Linked DNA regions of Homo sapiens: all the other regions are linked to region 3. The links are chromatin contacts, found by Hi-C or POLR2A ChIA-PET in ENCODE. All regions are on one chromosome and are shown on one strand. Each heading gives the region's core, a stretch centred on a gene start or an enhancer-like site at or near the end of the contact. The rest is flanking DNA. Distances are from core to core; before and after follow the strand shown. Region 1 overlaps ARHGAP17 (Rho GTPase activating protein 17). Region 2 has its middle 18 kb from the start of LINC02175. Region 3 overlaps PRKCB (protein kinase C beta).

Evidence for each region. A loop is a pair of places that touch in the nucleus more often than their neighbours do. ChIA-PET counts read pairs that join two places held with the same protein, here RNA polymerase II (POLR2A). Pooled maps may share reads with other maps.
Region 1: a loop to region 3 is called in a map with no recorded cell type, with 6 times the contacts of the local background. The contact joins two enhancer-like sites. A Hi-C loop is called at or near these places in 3 of 37 single-sample maps with no recorded cell type and 2 of 50 pooled maps. POLR2A ChIA-PET finds 5 or more read pairs at or near these places in 1 of 52 experiments (OCI-LY7).
Region 2: a map with no recorded cell type shows a loop between it and region 3 (4-fold over the local background). The contact joins two enhancer-like sites. A Hi-C loop is called at or near these places in 2 of 37 single-sample maps with no recorded cell type and 3 of 50 pooled maps.

The regions. Positions count from the first base shown.
Region 1 is chr16:24,978,995-24,981,694 of GRCh38, forward strand. ARHGAP17 (Rho GTPase activating protein 17) reads right to left here. Exons shown (of 20, transcript NM_001006634.3): 2 at 1-11. Among named protein-coding and RNA genes, the nearest start is that of ARHGAP17, 35 kb to the right of the region's middle. Within about 2 kb of position 1,262, at least 12 of the 41 ENCODE cell types and tissues checked have a DNase peak (open chromatin) inside an H3K27ac peak, as active enhancers do; they include OCI-LY7, where a contact is called at or near this core.
Region 2 is chr16:25,047,445-25,050,144 of GRCh38, forward strand. No RefSeq gene overlaps it. Among named protein-coding and RNA genes, the nearest start is that of LINC02175, 18 kb to the right of the region's middle. RefSeq lists a silencer at 2,084-2,378. Within about 2 kb of position 1,332, at least 41 of the 41 ENCODE cell types and tissues checked have a DNase peak (open chromatin) inside an H3K27ac peak, as active enhancers do.
Region 3 is chr16:23,841,953-23,844,652 of GRCh38, forward strand. The region is part of intron 2 of PRKCB (protein kinase C beta); the gene reads left to right. Among named protein-coding and RNA genes, the nearest start is that of PRKCB, 7.3 kb to the left of the region's middle. RefSeq lists an enhancer at 216-265. Within about 2 kb of position 1,344, at least 3 of the 41 ENCODE cell types and tissues checked have a DNase peak (open chromatin) inside an H3K27ac peak, as active enhancers do; they include OCI-LY7, where a contact is called at or near this core.

The DNA.
Region 1 (2,700 bases), core at 12-2,511, 1.1 Mb after region 3:
TTTTCTCAGCTCTGTGGGAAAAATTAAAAATTCAGAGTTAGAAATCCAAAAATGAAAGGCAACTCCTAAAATTTAATAATTATTAGCCTGGAGTTTAAAGCAAAACAGGCAGAAATAAATTTAGAAGGGTTGGCAGGGGCAGTTTACCAATTTTTACATCAGAGAGCAATTTAAGCAAAACCAAAGAAAAATAACTAAGCAAAACTTTGTGGGGAATAGCAGCCCAAAACAAGAACAAATGATCCTGAGTAGTGGTTCTCAAATTTGAGCAGGCACAGAATCACCAAGGGCAGCAGGTGCTGATATAAAATGCCATTTCCCAGGTCCCTCTGGATATTCTATTCTAATTCAATAGACCCTGCATTTTTAACAGCCACTCCTTGCTCAGAATTCCATTGCAGGAGGTCTAGAGACATGGCTTTGAGAAAACACTGTTCTACAGAAGCTTAAACTTCAGTTCACAACCAGAAACGTTATGCAAAGATGCAAGCCTAGACCACCACACACAATAACAATTAGTTCCTCCTTCAAATTTCCTCTCCATCCTTACTTTGAAAAGAAACTAAGTGTTTCCACAACTTTCTCTGCTATGCTTTGAACTACTACTAATTTCATCAACCCTTCCATTAAACCAACACGGTGGCCAGCAATCAGAAGGGGGCATTCCGAGCTGGCGGAGTCTCAACTGTCAGACCATAATAATTTTTATTTTATTATTATTATTATTATTATTTGAGACAGAGTCTCATTCTGTTGCCCAGACTGGACTGCAGTGGTGTGATCTCAGCTCACTGCAACCTCCACCTCCCGGATTCAAGCGATTCTCGTGCCTTAGCCTCCCGAGTAGCTGGAATTATAGGCACGTGCCACTTCGCCCAGCTAATTTTTGTATTTTTAGAAGAGACAGGGTTTTGCCATGTTGGCCAGGCTGGTCCCGAACTCCTGACCTCAAGTAATCCGCCCACCTTGGCCTCCCAAAGTGCTGGGATTACATGCGTGAGCCACCGCGCCTGGCGTGAAGGAAATTTTTAAAAGAGAAAGAAAAAGTATGTTTCAGCTCTGAACAGTGAAGGGAGTCAGGGGAAGGCTGTCAATGAACCGGAAATTCAGAACAGGGATTGTATGATCTTGGCCGGGAACCAATGCAAGAGCAGGAAAAGCTCTTGGGCCAGAAAGTAAATGAGACCCCTAGAATGACCTCGAAATGCTGCTAAGCTCAGAGTAGTGCCAACTGTGGGCAAGGGAAAGAAGCGCACAGCTCCTCCAGTCTACACTTAAGGCAATGGCACGTTAGCCAGAACAGGGCATTGCCATGGGGGATTCTAACACTTGTCATCATGGCACTGTCCCAGTCAACCTGGAGATGCCTACAGGGTGGCTCACTCACCAGTTTCTGCAGGAAACTGGAATGCTGACCTGACTCAAATACTTCCCAGGGCCAGAGGATCAGGGCCTAGAGACAAAGCCAAGGCCCCAGCTTCCAGAGGCAGCCAATTTTCAACTCTATGAAAAGGTTCCACCAGCAACAGGCCAACATATGCTACCCTAGACCTTGCTTGGCAAGCAAGGTGCCAGGCATTGCTGAAGAGCCAAACACAGGTAGTCATACCAGTTAGGGAAGGGAAGCAGGGCCCCAGCTGACCATGAGGTCAAAGAACCAGACTCAAAAAGAAACCTGACAGTCAGCCTAGCAAGAACACACCTGGCATGAGATCGTCATAGTTTCACCATTAGACGCCCCCATTCCTCTCGCCAATGCCTCATCCCTCCTTTAGCAAAATGCCACCAGGGAATGGGTAACTTTTGCCTTTCTTCCCTAGCCAAAACCCCCAAATCTGGACAGGGCCCTGTATACCTCTCACAGAATCCACCTCAACTCTAAAATGACTTCCTTCTGTAAGTACGAGTATACACAGAGAAGTCTCAAGGCCTATTAAAATTTTCACAAGTTCAAAAAAAGAGATTCAACCTGAGAATCAGAACAAATATGTCCTTTTTCAGAGCAAATTATTTTTTAAAAAATAACAGAAGAAGAGAAGAACTTGCTCTACAATCCCAATGTGGGCTATAAGCAGATGTGGGAAAGTTAGTAATAGCTCAGAGGTATGCTAGAGCCAACTCAGACCAACCAACCATGTGCATCTTCTCCCAACTCCTTGCTCAGTAACCTCACACTGGTACTTGAAATCAAAAACATAAACAACTGCAAACAATTCAAATAGGAGCTTGGCAGTTGTTAAACAGTTATGAGCACAGTGCTGCAACAGCCACAAAGAAAATAAAGCAAACATAAAAACGAGGCAAGTATTAACTTCAGGAAAAACAAAAAGTCCACTGGAAACATAAAGATAGTCATAGTAACTAGTATGCTCAGCTGCAAATAATTGATTGGACATAATATAAATATCAAATAGTAATACAATGAAAAATTATAACTGTATTGAAAGGATGGGGGGAGCAGAAGCAGAGGGAAAGGGCCCTAAACCCTCATTTATCAGAACAGAAAGTCAACAGACAGTAACTAATTTGATAACCCAAACGATAGTTTACACATATTACTTATAATTATGAATATGAATAAATGTCACAATAAACTGTTAATATTTCAAAGTAGTTGCTTCTGGAGTTGGGAAATCTCAGAGAGTAGGGAGTGAACCCACCGTATTTTGTGGTAAGTCTTTTACTATATTATTTGACTTT
Region 2 (2,700 bases), core at 82-2,581, 1.2 Mb after region 3:
AACTAACAAGTTGATTCTAAAATTTATATGGAAATGCAAAATATCTAGAATAGCAAAAAAAAAAAAAAAAGAGCAAAGTTGGAGAACTTAAACTGCTAATTTTTTATACCACTTAATTTTAAGACTTACTATAAAGCTACACTAATCAAAACATTGGTCTTGACATCACAATAGACAAATATATCAGTGAAACTGAGTCCAGAAATAGACCTGCATACGTACTGTCAGTTGATTTTTGCCCAGAGCGAGTAAGTCAATTTTCTGGTGGAAGGAAGGAAAGTCATTTAATTTCTTTTTTTTTTTTTTAAGAGAGGGTCTTCCTCTGTCGCCCAAGATGGAATGCAGTGGTATGATCATGGCTCACTGCAGCCCCAGCCTCCTGAGCTCAAGTGATCCTCCCACCTCAGCCTCCCAAGTAGCTGGGAATGCAGGTGTGTACTTCCATGTCCAGCTAATGTTTTGTTGTTTTTTGTTTGTAGAGACAGGGTCTCACTGTGTTGCCCAGGTTGGTCTCGAACTCCTGGGCTCAAGCAGTACTCACACCTCAGCCTCCCAAAGTATTGGGATTGTAGGTGTGAGCCACTGCCCAGCCAGGAAATTATTTTTAATGAATAATTCTAGATCAACTGGATATTCACATGAGGAAAGAAATTAACCTTCACCCCATCTCATGCCATACACACAAATTAGTTGGTAATTGTTCATAAACCTAAACATAAAAGCTAGAATCGTAAATCTTACACATGAAAACATGGGAGAATATCTTTGCAACCATGGGGTGGGCAGATATTTTGTGAGTAGAACACAAAATGCACTTACTACAAAGGAAAAATAAATACATTAAGAAAATGTACAGGCAAACCATATAATATTTGCAATACGTGGTAAGGGTTTTATTCTTTTCCCAAAGTACTTTGGTATTACTCAGGTCTGTGGCATCTTGCATGATATTCTGTATTTACTGGCTTTTTGTTGAGTTAGATACAGAACATTGATCCAAGAGAATTTTCTGATTGGGTTTCCCCATTTCTTTTACCTTCGTGTGAATGTTGCTCCCTTTGCCATTTATGCTTTGCCCAATATTCAGTGACTGCTTACAACAGAGACAGATTTTAGATCATATTATTCTTTGTAAAGTAAAGAGACATTAGATGAAAGCAAAAGGCAACACGGGCAGTCTCCTCTGGAAGGGAATTGCAGCCTATATGAGTCTTCCTGGTTATTGAGGATTGAGGCTCAGCTTTTTAGGTGACTCAGCATTTAAGTCCTGGCACATTAACTATATACTAGCCACAGACCTGAAAGGAGGAAGGGAGACGAAGCCTAGCTCTGTTTCAGTACAGCGTCTTTTGCCCTTAAGACTGCTTCCTGGCCAGGCGTGGTGACTCATGCCTGTAATCCCAGCACTTTGAGAGGCTGAGGCGGGCGGATCACTTGAGGTCGGGAGTTCGTGACCAGCCTGGGCAACACGGTGAAACCCCGTCTTTACTAAAAATACAAAAATTAGCCGGGCATGGTGGTGGGTGCCTGTAATCCCAGCTACTATTTAAGTCCTGGCACATTAGCTGTATACTAGCAACAGCCCTGAAAGGAGGAAGGGAGACGAAGCCTAGCTCTGTTTCAGTACAGCGTCTTTTGCCCTTAAGACTTTGCTTCCTGGCCAGGCGTGGTGACTCATGCCTGTAATCCCAGCACTTTGGGAGGCTGAGGCGGGCGGATCACTTGAGGCCAGGAGTTTGTGACCAGCCTGGGCAACACGGTGAAAACCCGTCTCTACTAAAAGTACAAAAATTAGCCGGGCATGGTGGTGGGTGCCTGTAATCCCAGCTACTCGGGAGGCTGAGGCACGAGCATCAGTTGAACCCCGGAGATGGAGGTTGCAGTGAGCCAAGATCATGCCACTGCACTCCAGCCTGGGCGACAGAATGAGAGTCTGTCTCAAAAAAAAAAAAAAAAAAAAAAGATTTTGCTTCCTGCCTTCCGTTTATAAACCAATAATAAAACCAACAGGAAATAGAAACTAAAAATGAAACTAAAAGGTATAAAAGAACAATAGAATTAAAGTTGGAGGTAGTGCCATATCTTACAGACCACAAGCAGCATGCAGTTGAAATTCTAAATCTGAGATTTTAATGCTGAACATAGTTGAATTTTGCAATCTCAAATACATGTACAGTGATGCCTTCGGGTAACAGCTGCCCGCATATATGGTGGTGGCGGTCCCACGGGAATTTTTCAGCTCTATTATCTTATCACCTAGTGACGTAGCTGTCCTAATGTCTTAGCACGGTACATCACTCATGAGCTTATGTGGATGCTGGTGTAAACAAACCTACCGTGCAGCCTGTCCTATAAAAGTGTAACACATACAATTATGTACAATACATGAAACTTGATCATGATAAAAAACTGTGTTAACGGTTTATGTATTTACTATGCTGTACTTTTTATTGTTATTTTAGAATAACAACTTGCTGACTCACCCAGAGCAACTACTTATTAACAAAAAGTTAACTGTAAAAGCCCTCAGGCAGGTCCTTCAGGAAATATTCCAGAAGAAGAAATCATTATCTTGGGAGATGTCAGCTCCATTCATGTTATTGCCCCTGGAGACCTTCCAGGGGAACAAGATGTAGAGGTGGTGGAGAGTGATATTGATGGTGCTGACTCTGTGTAGGCCTAGGATAATGTATGTGATTG
Region 3 (2,700 bases), core at 94-2,593:
GCCAAATACATATTTTTTAATTTTAAAATTTTTTGTAGAGATAGTGGATCTTGCTTTGCTGCCTGTGCCTGGTCTCAAACTGCCAGCCTCAAGCCAGGAGTCTCATTCTGCTTTGGCCTCCCAAAGTGTTTGTTGTTTTTGTAAAGGAAGTGACTTTGGTAGAAATAGAGAGGCAATAAAATATAGAGATTCAGAATTCTTAGCAATGAGTTGGAGTCCAGTAGAATTGGGTATGTATCTCTGATGGAGCCGCTTACTCCCTGTGTGACCTTGGGCAAGTCGTCCCCCAGCAGCAACTTTGGTCTCCTCATCTGTAAAATGGGGATAATAGCACCTAACTCATAGGGTTATGGTGAAGAATAATGAGGTGGTGCATGAGAAATAGCCACAGCAAGTATCAATGACTCTAAGTGAGACCATCAGTATTACTTGATTAGCTGTAGGAAACTGTGTCAAAGTGGGACGGAGTTCATTCTGGAACTTGTTAAATGACTAGGCCTCTTTCATGTACTTAGATAGTTTCTCTTCTTGGGTATATTTCTTCCTGGGTATTGGGTAACACCAGTGAGTGCTCAGTTCAGTGTCTGGGCCCAGAAACCCATGCCTGGTTAGCATTGTCTTTTCTTCTGAGAAAGATCTGAACTTGCCATGGACTCTCTAGAAAAACCCCAGTGTACAAATTTTCTATGAAAAGCTAGAATTGATGATTATAATGAGTAAGTTGGCTCTTCCTTTTCCCATGTAGATTAGAAAACATGTTTTTAAATCTTCTAATTGAAATTATTCTTAAAAAACCCCAAAGTCTGACATGACTCCAACTATTGTTGTTTTCATCAATATCAATCCTATCAAATCAAAGTTTATTTTAGTGTGTAATTAACACATGTAGACTAGAAAAGTTTGCACTTTTTTATATCACAAAAAAGGTTAATTTTATTTTCTATGGAAAGCTAGAATTGATGATAATGAGTAAGTCAGCTCTTCTTTTTCCCATGTAGATTAGAAAACAGGTTTTTAAATCTTGTAGTTGAAATTATTCTTAAAAAACCCCAAATCATGACATGAATCCAACCATTCTTGTTTTTATCAATATTCACCCTATCAAATATAAAGTTTATTTTAGTGGGTAATTAACATGTGTAGATTAGCATAGCATATGTGTATTTATATAACAAAAAATGAATCAAAAGTTAATTTTATTTTGGGCAGTGTTCCCTAGAAACTTATAATATGGCCCCATGCACTTCAGGTTGAATTTTCTTAGTAAAATCATAAAGAGGTCCATTTTTTCAAAAAATCACCAAGTCAGGCTGCAAGTTTAGAGGTTACTTCTATTGTTTCACTTCTCTTTCTTCCCAGAAGCAGACCCCAGAGACCTGTGAGCCAAACTCCACTCACCTTTTAGCTTATTCTAAATGTGTCCTGCGGGCTTCTCTGTGAATAAAAGGCAGAGGCTTTTTGACTTCGTGTTTGATGATTTGGCTTTTTTCTTTTTTTTACCACCTGACGGGGGATTTCAGGCTCAATGTCCCAATCGAAATAAGAATCTTTGAGTGGGTTAACATTGAGTCTTAAAAAGGAGGGCTGATTTGTTGGAGAGGCAACAACGAATTCATTTTTCACTGTAGAGCACTCAGGAGGAGTCTGAAGCTTTGTCACTGGGCAACAGAATGCCTTTCTAAGTAAATATGGAAAATATGACCTTTGAAAATCTAGCTGATATGATATATAGATTCTTAGGATATAATTTTTAAAAAATATATTATTTCCAAGCACTAATGATACTCCAGAGATACTGCCCACAACCAGATGCAGCATGTTTATAGTGTATCTAGGCCAAAAAAAAAAAAAAAAAAAAAAAAAAATAGAAGATACAGAAGAAGGCAATTGGTCAAAAGATTAACTGAAGGTTTGAAAATAATTTTATACACATTTGTACTGTTGGGGTCTCTCTTCTCTCTGTCTCTGCTTATCCTTCTGTCTCTGTCTCTTTGTTTCCATCACACATGCACACACACACACGTGTATACACACACATATATGTAAGTAGATCAATATGTTATAATTTTCACAATACGCATCTTCTTTTGCTACTTTTCAGATACAGGTCATTAAATTACTAAGTATAATTTAAAATATATGGTCTGGCCTTTTAACTCTGCAGTTCAATTAATTCTTGGGTAGATAGGGGGATCTGCTGAAAAGTTTGTCTCTGACGCCTTCAAAGGTAAGTCCCTTATGTTCTGGCATTTGCTCTAATAACATGAATTCTTTGACTTCATTCATCCAATCTCTTCATTGAAATTGTGTGAAATTCCATAGATAGAATGTTAGCCTTTTTACAGAGAATACAACATCCACAGTGTTTACATATGGCATTTGGAGGTGTGATGGCTGCTTGAAAATCCAGTAGGAAATTTGTCTATTCACCACATACATTCATTTATTCATCCATCCATCCCTCCATTTATCCACCCACCTCTCTATTCATCATCCGTTTTTCTGTTTATCTATTTGTCCATCCATGCATCCATCCCTTCACTCCATTCTCCTTCTAAAAGTTCTTTTTTTTGAGACGGAGTCTTGCTCTGTCGCCCAGGCTGGAGTGCAGTGGTGCAATCTTTGGCTAACTGCAAGCTCCACCTCCCAGGTTCACGCCATTCTCCTGCCTCAGCCTCCCGAGTAGCTGGGACTACAGGC